Linked DNA regions of Homo sapiens: region 1 is linked to region 2. Evidence: read pairs that join two places in POLR2A ChIA-PET (ENCODE). Cell type or tissue: Panc1. All regions are shown on one strand. Each heading gives the region's core, and the rest is flanking DNA. Links, peaks and the distances in the headings are about the cores only.

Region 1 (5,373 bases), core at 194-5,193, 1.2 Mb before region 2:
CTGTAGCCTCAATCTTCTGGGTTCAGGTGATCTTCCTGCCTCAGCCTCCCCAGTAGCTGGGACCACAGGCTCATGCCACCATGGCTGGCTAATTTAATTTTTTTTTTTTTTTTTTTTTTTTGAGAGTGGAGTCTTGCTCTGTCGTCAGGCTGGAGTGCAGTGGCGCAATCTCGGCCCACTGCAACTTCTGTCTCCCGGGTTTAAGCGATTCTCCTGCCTCAGCCTCCCAAGTAGCTGGGATGACAGGCATGCACCACCACGCCCAGCTAATTTTTTTTGTATTTGTAGTAGAGACGGGGTTTCACCATGTTGGCCATGATGGTCTCGGTCCCTCACCTCGTGATCTGCCTGCCTCGGCCTTCCAAAGTGTTAAAAAATGTTTTATTTGTAGAGATGGAGTCTTGCTATGTTGCCCAGGCTGGTCTCGAACTCCCAGCCTCAAGCAATCCTTCTGCTTTGGCCTCCGAAAGTGCTGGGATTACAGGCATACACTACCAGATCCAGCCAAATTTCTATTATTTATAAATTATCCAGTCAAAGGTATTTTGTTACAGCAACCCAAGTAGACTAATACATTCAGGAAGCTAATTTAATCATAATTCATAATTATTATCCATGACATCTATTACTCAATTATTAATCATCCATTAATATTAATTATCTAGTAATCATTAACCATTGCATCTATTAATCATGTGAACCTAAATAACAGAGCTTTTCTAAAAGAAAAAGGTATTTACTCAGGAACAGAGCATTGCAATAGGAATGCAGTTGTCACAGTAAACTCTGTGTATATTCCGGGAGGCAAAGGGAGACAAAGCTTTTTTTGTTTTGTTTTGTTTTGTTTTTTGAGACGGAGTTTTGCTCTTGTGGCCCAGGCTGGAGTCTGCAGTGGCGCGATCTCAGCTCACTGCAGCCCCTGCCTCCCACGTTCAAGCGATTCTCCTGCCTCAGCCTCCCGAGTAGCTGGGATTACAGGCATGCGCCACCACACCCGGCTAATTTTGTATTTTTAGTAGAGGCGGGGTTTCTCCATGTTGGTCAGGCTGGTCTTGAACTCCCAACCTCAGTGATCTGCCCGCCTTGGCCTCCCAAAGTGCTGGGATTACAGGCTTTAGCCACCACTCCCGGCCTGTCAAAGGTTTTTAAACAAAAAATGAGGAGCAGTACATAATTGTTTTGAGATAATTATTCTTGGCTACAAAGATCAGTAACGGGTATGATGCCAGTTTGAAGTTGGATAGGCAATTGCTGGGAAGATGTTCTTGCAGAAGTATTTTTGGTGTATGCAAGGTTGTGGGTTTTGCAGAGTTGGAGTCTTTTGTAATAGTTTTTGTGATCAGGCACCCAACCCTGAGAATCTTCTCTTCATGGCCTTCCCCATCTCTATCTGTCAGGGTTTTCTTTTTTAAAAATTTTTATAATTTTTTTTTTATAAACAGAGTCTTGCTCTGTCACCCAGGCTGGAGTGCAGGGGCCAGATCATAGCTCACTGCAGCCTTGAACTGAGACTACAGGTGTGTGCTACCACATCCAACTAATTTTCTTCATCTTCTTTTGGGGGGGAGGGGGACAGGGTCTTGCTATGTTGTCCAGGGTGTTCTTGAACTCCCGTGTCAGGGTTTATTTATTTATTTTTTTCAGTTCCATTCTTTTTTGAGACAGGGTCTTGCTCTGTCTCCCAAGCTGGAATGTGCAGCAGTATGATCTCAGCTCACTGCAGCCTCAACCTCCCAGGCTCAGGTGATTCTCCCACCTCAGCCTCCTGAGAAACTGGGATTACAGGCACGCACCACCACACTAGGCTAATTGTATTTTTAGTAGAGACAGGCTTTTACTATGTTGCCCAGGCTGGTCTCGAACTCCTGAACTCAATATGCCCTCCTCGGCATCCCAGAGTGTAGGGATTACAGGCTTGAGCCACCGTGCCAGGCCTGGTGACTCCATTTTGACTCTGACAACTTTCACAACCTTTACCATTTCTTTTCTCCAGGCTTCTTGTATGATAAACTCATTCTTTAATTGAAAAAAATATTTACTGAGAGGAGACAGCCCCTTCTCTGCAGTGCTGCCTGTTGCACTCTTGCAACGTATTTTCATGCCTTCTCTAATAAATGCCTTTCTTTTCTTTTTTCTTTTTTTGAGATAGAGTCTCCCTCCATCGCCCAGGCTGGAATGCAGTGGCGCGATCTCGGCTCACTACAGCCTCTGCCTCCTGGGTTCACGCGATTCTCCCTCCTCAGCCTCCAGAGAAGCTAGGATTACAGCCATGCACCACCACCCCTAGCTAATTTTTGTATTTTTAGTGGAGATGGGGTTTCACCATGTTGGCCAGGCTGGTCTTGAACACCTGACCTCAAGTGATCCACTGGCCTTGGCCTCCCAAAGTGCTGGGATTACAGGTATGAGCCACCATGCCCAGACCTAATAAATGCCTTTCTTTACCTAAAAAAAAAAAAAAAAAATTAAAAAAAATGGGAAAAAAAATTTACTGACTACAATTGCTTTGCCAGGTACTTAGCAGTGGAGGAGGCAGTGCTTGCCATCTTGCAGCTTGAAGTCTGGGTGTGCAGAGAGGCGCTGGGCAAACACACCCATGCTGCGTGTTTGGGAAGGGGCAGTAGAGGGCGCTGTGGGCACACGGGGACTGAGAACTACTGGGTGGGGAGGCCTCGGGGAGCAAGCTAAGACCCTAAGGATGAAAAGGAGTGGGAGGGAGAGAACCGTGTCATGAAACCCCTAAAGTAATTGAGTGCCAGCACAGGACGCTGAAGAAGCACAGAGAGTCCGAGGCTGAGACAGCAAGTAGAGACCTCCTGGAGGAACCTTCTAGAAAAAGTTAAGGGTTTTAGACTCTTCCTAAGGGAAAACGGGAAGCTATGGGGGATTTTAAGAGAGGAGTGACTTGACGTTCTGTGCTTGTTGGGTGGATCATGAATTAATTGTAGGAGCCAGACTTGGAAGGCTCCTGCAGCAGTAATTCAAGCCAGAGATGATGGTGGCTTGGGAGAGTGTGACTTCTGTGGGGACTGAGAAGTGACAGGCTTAGAACTTCCAGGATATTCCAAGAGGTCTGCTATGGGAGTAAGGAAGAGGGAGGAGTGAAGGATGACTCTCGGATTTCTTTTTTTTGTTTGTTTTCTTTTCTTTTTTTCTTTTCTTTTTTTTTTTTTTTTTTGAGACCAAGTCTTGCTCTGTCACCCAGGCTGGAGTACAATGGCGTGATCTCAGCTCACGGCAACCTCTGACTCCCGGGTTCAAGCAATTCTCCTGCCTCAGCCTCCCAAGCAGCTGGGACTACAGGTGCTCACCCACCATGCCCGGCGAATTTTTGTATTTTTAGTAGACACGGGGTTTCGCCATGTTGGCCAGACCGGTCTCGAACTCCTGACCTCAGGTGATCTGCCCACCTTGGCCTCCCAAAGTGCTGGGATTGCAGGCATGAGCCATTGCACGCAGCCGACTCTCAGATTTCCAAGTAGACCGTGGAGAGCAAGGGAGAAGAGGACCTGGCCCAGCGCGTTGGCTCACACCTGAAATCTCAGCACTTTGGGAGGCTTTGGTGGGGAGAGGGGATTGTTTGAGGCTGGGAGTTCAAGTTTGAGACCAGCCTGGGCAACATGCGAGACTTCATCCCTACAAAACATAAAAATTAGCCAGGTGTGGTGGCATGTGCCTTTAGTTCCAGCTACTCAGGAGGCCAAGGAGGGAGGATCACTTGAGCGCAGGAGATTGAGGCTGCAGTGAGCTATCATGGCACCACAACTCTACAGCTTGGACAACAGAGCAAGATCTTGTTTCTGGGGGGGAAAAAAAAAAAGGTGAGACCTAGTCTCTACAATAATAATAATAATAATAATTTATAAAGTTAGCCTGGTGTGGTGGTGCGCACCAGTAGTCCCAGCCACTTGTGGGGCTGAGATGGGAGAACTGCTTGAGCCCAGGAGTTCAAGCCTGCAGTGAGCCGTAATTACACCACTGCACTCCAGCCTGGGCAATCAAGCAAGACCTTGTCTCTAAGAAAAAAAAAAAAAAAAAAAGGCCGGGTGCGGTGACTCAGCCTGTAATCCCAGCATGCACTTTGGGAGGCTGAGGCAGGTGGATCACGAGGTCGGGAGTTCAAGACCAGCCTGGCCAACATGGTGAAACCCCGTCTCTACTAAAAATACAAAAATAAGCTGGGCATGGTGGTGTGCACCTATAGTCCCAGCTACTTGGAAGGCTGAGGCAGGAGAATCACTTGAACCCGGGAGGCGGAGGTTGAAGTGAACCAAGATCATGCCACTGCATTCCAGGGTGGCAACAGAGCAAGACTCTGTCAAAGAAAAAAAAAAAAAAAAAAAGAAAAAAAAAGCCCCAAAACAGATCTGTCTAGGAGGCTTGCTAAGGGGAAGTGGAAGCAGTACAGCTCAATAGCATAAACCTCAAAGGGACAGGGTTAAAAAACAACAAAGACTATGGATAGGCCAGGTGCAGTGGCTCACTTCTGTAATCCCAGCACTTTGGGTAGCTGAGGCAGGAGGATGGCTTGAGCACAGGAGTCTAAGAGTAGCCTGGGCAACATGGCAAAAACCCCATCTCTACAAACAACAATAACAACAAAACACTAGAAAAATTAGCCGGGTTTTGTGGTGCACACCTATAGTCCCAGCTACTCAGGAGGCTGAGGTGGGAGGATCGCTTGAGTCCAGAAGGCTGAGGCTGCAATGAACCAAGATTGTACCACTGCACTTCAGCCTGGACAATAGAACAAGACCCTGTCTCAAAAAAAAAAAATAGTATGGAGAAGAAATAGTGACAATATCTGGAAACAGTATTGTCATGCCAAGGTATGGCAGATTGCATTATTGGTCATGATATTTGCTGTCCCTTCAGGAAGGTCCCCAGTGACAGCAGCCTTGGCCATCTGAATGAACCTCGAATGAAACCAGACATTAAAGGATAAATGTTGTAGTGAGACCATATCTCTAAAAAATTTTTTAAAAATTAGCCGGGCTTGGTGGCATGGGCCTGTAATCCCGGCGACTCAGGTGGCTGAAGTGGGAGGATCGTTTGAGGCCTGAACTCTTGAGACCAGCCTGGGCAACATAGCAAGACCATCTCTCTCTCTCCCCCCTCCCCCCTCCCCCTCCCCCCTTCCCTCTCCCCTCTCCCCTCTCTCACACAGACACACACACACACACACACACACACACACACACACACACACACACACGACAAATGTATCCTTCCAGTTGTATAAAATGTTCAGAGAGGCAAATCCATAGAGATATAAAGTAGGTTATTGGTTGCCAGGGGCTGGGGGAAAGGGAAAGCAGGAAGTGGCTGCTGATGGGTACAGAGTTTCTCTTCAGGGTGGTGAAAATGTGCTTG
Region 2 (5,373 bases), core at 216-5,215:
CGGATGCCAGATGGGGAGGGCTTTACTCAGTAACACCAGCAGCATCCACACTTCCCAGGGGCTGCATGCAATTTTTTTTTCTTTTCTTTTTTTCTTTGAAATGGGGTCTCACTCTGTCACCCAGGCTGGAGCACAGTGGTGTGATCATAGTTCACTGCAGCCTCCACCTCCTGAGCTCAAGCACTCCTCCCACCTCAGCCTCCCGAGTAGCTGGGACTACAGGCGCTTGCAACCATGTCTGGTTAATTTTATATTTTGTAGAGATGGAGGTCTTGCTATGTTGCCCAGGCTGGTCTGGAACTCCTGGCCTCAAGCAATCCCCCTGCCTCATTCTCCCAAAATGTTGGGATTACAGGCATAAGCCACCATGCCTGGCTAAAATAGTTAAAAATTAATAAGGGATGGGAGGCTGAGGCAGGAGAATCGCTTGAACCTGGGAGGCAGAGGTTGCAGTGAGCCGAGATCACGCCACTGCACTCCAGCCTGGGTGACAGGGTGAGACTCCGTCTCAAACAAACAAACAAAAATTAATAAGGGAGAATCGGGTAGAGGAAAGTATCCTGAAGGTATGAAAAGGAAACCATTCTGTGTAAACTTTTTATAAGATTGACAATACCAATACCAGGTGCTGGCAACTGCAATGCATATAGAATTTTTGGGAATGCAGATGGCACAATCATGCTGGAAAACTGCTGGGCATTTTCTTGTAACGTTAAATATACACCTGCCATGTGACTCAAAAATTCTACTCCTAAGTATCTACTCAAGAGCAATGAAAATGGCTGGACACGATGGCTCACTCTTACAATCCCAGCACTTTGGGAAGCCGAGGCAGGCAGATCACTTGAGGTCAGGTGTTTGAGACCAGCCTGGCCAACATGGTGAAACCCTGTCTCTACTAAAAATACAAAAATTAACTAGGTGTGGTGGCGCACACCTGTAATCCCAGCTACTTGGGAGGCTGAGGCAGGAGAACTGCTTGAACCCGGGAGGTGGATGTTGCAGTGAGCCGAGATTGCACCACTGCACTCCAGCCTTGGTGATAGAACAAGACTCTGTCTCCAAAAAAAAAAAGCAAAGAAAACATATGTCCACACAAACACTTGTACATGAATATTCATAGCAGCCTTATTCATAATACCCCTAAGCTGGAAACAACCCAAATGTCCATCATACTGAGTGGATAAACAGGTTGTAGATTATGTGTTCAGTGGACTATTACCCAGCAATAAAAAGGAATAGACTACTGATTGATACACAACAAGTGGATGGGCCAAGCGCGGTGGCTCATGCCTGTAATCCCAGCAATTTGGGAGGCCAAGCTGGGAAGATCGCTGAGCCCAGGAGTTCAAGGCTAGCCTGGGCAACATAGCAAGACCCTGTCTCAAAAAAAATTTAAAAATTAGCCAGGCATGGTGGGGTGCACCTGTGGTCCCAGCTACTTGGGAGGCTGAGATGGGAGGATTGCTTGAGCCTGGGAGGTCATGGCAGCAGTGAGCTATGATGGCGCCACTGCCCTCCAGCCTGGGCAACAGAGTGAGACCCTGCCTCAAAAAAAAAAAAAAAGTATGAGTGAATCACACGGACATTATGCTGAAGGAGAGGACAAATAACCCTAAGCCATGCCTACAACTCAAGGAATATTACAGGCATGAGCCACTGTGCCTGGCCCAGATGACTTCTTCACAAGGAGACACATACTGTGTGTATCAGTCAGGATCCAACCAGGAGACAAACCACACAGTAATTTAAACAGCGATTGTTTAATATACAGAATTGTTAACTATGATAGGGGATTTGAGTAAGAGGAACTGGTTACTAAGAAATAAAGAGAATGCTAACGAATGTAGAAATAGACTGGGCACAATGGCTCACACCTGTAATCCCAGCACTTTGGGAGGCAAGGCAGGTGGATCACGAGGTCAAGAGATCGAGACCATCCTGGCCAACATGGTGAAACCCCGTCCCTACTACAAAAAGTAGCTGGGCGTGGTGGCGTGTGCCTGTAGTCCCAGCTACTCAAGGAGGCTGAGGCAGGAGAATAGTTTGAACCCAGGAGGCAGAGGTTGCGGTGAGCCGAGATCTTGCCACTGCACTCCAGCCTGGGTGACAGAGAGAGACTCCATCTCAAAAAAAAAAGGAAAGAAAAAGAAAAAAGAAAGAAAGAAATAGCAGATACAAGGAGCAGCCACTCCTCCTAAGTCTAAGATAGCCCGAGAAAGATGAGAGCCCCAGGCTGAGACCCCGACCTTGCTGGAGTAGTCTTGGCCATGGCTCACCGAAGGACAAAGGCATCCCTATGGTGCGGCACCAGTAGAATGCGGCAGAAGTCCATTCAGTAAGATGGTGGGGAGAGCAGCTGACAGGGAAGTGTCTCAGCTGAGGTGGGTGCTGCTGACTGCCATATTTCAGGAGCCATGTGCCAGAGAAACTTCCTGACACTAAAGAAACCGCACGCATGTAGGAGTCAGAGGCTGGAGAAGCATGCTCGCTGCAGGAGTAGCTGCCCTGCAGGAGCCAAGTCTGGAAACTGGAAGCCAAACCCTTTCCTCCTACAACGTCTCTCCAGCGCCCTCTACTGAAAAAAACTTAGCATCATGTCAGTCAGCAAAGGAAGAAGATTTAAAGGGCCAAACTCCAATTATTATTTATTTTTTTTTATTTTTTTTTTTTGAGACGAAGTTTCGCTCTTCTTGTCCAGGCAGGAGGCAGGCGTAAGCCACCGTTCCCGGAGCTTTTTTTTTTTTTTTTTTTTTTAACAGCGTCCCTGGGTGGGCTAGAACCAAACTCCAGTTTCGCAGCTTAGAACAATGAGGTCGTAGGTTGATAGCCGACACTCTATATGATTCCATTTACGTGAAATTATAGAAAAGAAAAATTGAATTTATAGTAACAGAAAGAAGCCGGGCACGGTGGCTCACGCCTGTAATCCCAGCACTTTGGGAGGCCGACGCAGGCGGATCACTTGAGCTCAGGAGTTCAAGACCAGCCTGGCCAACATGGTGAAACCCTGTCTCTACTAAAAATACAGAAATTAGCCGGGTGTGGTGGTGCGCACCTGTAATCCCAGCTACTCCGGAGGCTGAAGTAGAAAAAATCTCTTGAACCCGGAAGGCGGAGGTTGCAGTGAGCCGAAATCGCGCCCCTGCACTCCAGCCTGGAGGACAGAGCAATACTACGTCTCAAAAACAAAACAAAACAAAACAGAATAGTAGTTGACTTTGGGTGGGAGTAGGGAGGTTGGCTGGGAAGGGATAAACCTTTTGGGGCAATAGAAATGTTCCATATCGGCTGGGAGCGGTGGCTCACACCTGTAATCGCAGCACTTTGGGAGGCCGAGTTGGGTGGATCACCTGAGGTCAGGAGTTTGAGACCAGCCTAGCTAACATGTGAAATCCCATCACTACTGAAAATATAAAAATTAGCTGGGTGTGGTGGCGCACGCTTGTAATCTCAGCTACTTGGGAAGCTGAGGCGGAAGGATTGCTTGAACTTGGGAGGAAGAGATTGCAGTGAGCTGAGATCATGCTACTGCACTCCAGCCTGGGTGACAGAGTAAGACGCCATCTCAAAAAAAAAAAGATTTAAAATCAATTGAAATAAAATTGCTACATTTTAAACAGATACAATTAATAAAACTTAACTAATAAAGTAAAAATAATACTTTATAAAATGAACACAGTTAATTGAGGCTGCTGCTGTGTTAGTAAAACCCGTTCAATACAATGAACCTTGAAGATGAAAGTATATTATCTGGGCCATGCGCAGTGGCTCACGCCTGTAATCCCAACACTTTAGGAGGCCAAGGCGGGAGGATCACTTGAGGTCAGGAGTTCGAGACCAGACTGGCCAACACAGTGAAACCCCGTCTCTACTAAAAATACAAAAAATCAGCCTGGCGTGGTGGTGCGCACCTGTGATCCCAGTTACTCAGAAGGCTGAGGCAGGAGAATTGCTTGAACTTGGGAGGCGGAGGTTGCAGTGAGCGGAGATCATGCCGTTGCACTCCAGCCTGGGCGACAGAGCAAGACTCCATATCAAAAAAAAAAAAAAAGTGGCCGGGTGCAGGGGCTCATGCCTGTAGTCCCAGCACTTTGGGAGGCCGAGGCAGGTGGTTCACCTGAGGTCAGGAGTTCAAGACCAGCCTGGCCAACATGTGAAACCCTGTCTTCACTAAAAATACAAAAATTAGCCGGTGTGGGTGGCACGCACCTGTAATCCCAGCTACTCGAGAGGCTGAGGCAGGAGAATCCCTTGAATCTGGGAGGCGGAGGTTACAGTGAGCCGAGATCGTGCCACTGCACTCTAGCCTGGGGGACAGAGCGAGACTCTGTCTCAAAAAAAAGATATTATTTGGTTTGTTTCCGAAAGTAGCTGGACAGACCAGGTGAAAATAGAGAGAAATGTCTAAGGAGCGCCAGCTGTTCGGGTCTCCTCACTTCAGCTGCTAGACTAGGATGGAAGAAGCCTCAGATGACCCAGCCCCATCCACCATCTGACGGCAAAGGCACAAGTTCCCTAAGTGAGGACCGCATAGCTGATCCCAGTCCCCAGAGCCATAAAAAAAAAAAAGGAATAATGGCTTATTATAAATATACTCTGGCAAAATTATACTCTGGACAGACCAAAAACAAACTGGTATCATGATTCACAGAGGTATTTTTTGTGCAGAATTTTCCAGTCAGTATAAAAAGGTCTCTGGCCTCAAAAAAACTATACAATTTGAGAATCTGCTGAGGAGATACTTATAAGCTAACTCTTAATCATTTTCACAGATTCTTCTATTTTAAAATAGTAACATCTTTTGTTTGATGGCTTTGAGGAAAGTTTTTGGACATCTTTTTGTTCCTTTCCATGGACTGCCATATCTGTTTTTCTTGTTTTCATCATTTTTAGCAAACGTTGAGGGTTTTGGGTATGTGTTCTGTTTTGGTAGTGGTGGTGGTGTTTTTTATTTGTTTGTTTTTGGAGACAGAGTCTCACTCTGTCACCCAGGCTGGAATGCAGTAGTGCAATCATAGCTCACTGTACCCTTGAACTCCTGGCCACAAGCAATCCTCTCACCTCAGCCTCCCGAGTATGTGGTACTACAAGTGTACACCACCAGGTCCAGCTAATTTTTTAATGTTTACTTTTTTAGAGATGGGGTTTCACTGTGTTGCCCAGGCTGGTCTCGAACCCCCGGGTTCAAGCGATCCTCCCACCTCAGCCTCCCAAAGTGCTGGGATGACATGCATAAGCCATGGTACCCAGCTCATTTTTAGCAAACCTTTTATAGAAAGTGCACAAATTGCACAGCCTAATGAATCCCAGCACTTTGGGAGGCCAAGGTGGGCTGATCACAAGGTCAAGAGTTCGAGACCAGCCTGGCCA

Evidence for each region. ChIA-PET counts read pairs that join two places held together with the same protein. Peaks named below come from ENCODE experiments on the same cell type or tissue, not always from the same donor. Only the 100,000 strongest peaks of a DNase experiment are listed, where the experiment ranks them.
Region 1: POLR2A ChIA-PET joins it to region 2 with 7 read pairs; 1 of 35 experiments calls an interaction of 5 or more read pairs at or near these places.

Annotation. Positions count from the first base shown.
Region 1 is chr19:40,162,991-40,168,363 of GRCh38, reverse strand. No RefSeq gene overlaps it. Among named protein-coding and RNA genes, the nearest start is that of MAP3K10, 26 kb to the left of the region's middle. In Panc1, for the core only: no CTCF peak of the experiment used is centred there; DNase peaks (open chromatin) are centred at 2,793, 4,473 and 4,683; H3K4me3 peaks cover 371 bases.
Region 2 is chr19:38,959,491-38,964,863 of GRCh38, reverse strand. All of the region lies in intron 1 of FBXO17 (F-box protein 17), which reads left to right. Among named protein-coding and RNA genes, the nearest start is that of FBXO17, 14 kb to the left of the region's middle. In Panc1, for the core only: no CTCF peak of the experiment used is centred there; a DNase peak (open chromatin) is centred at 2,533; H3K27ac peaks cover 342 bases.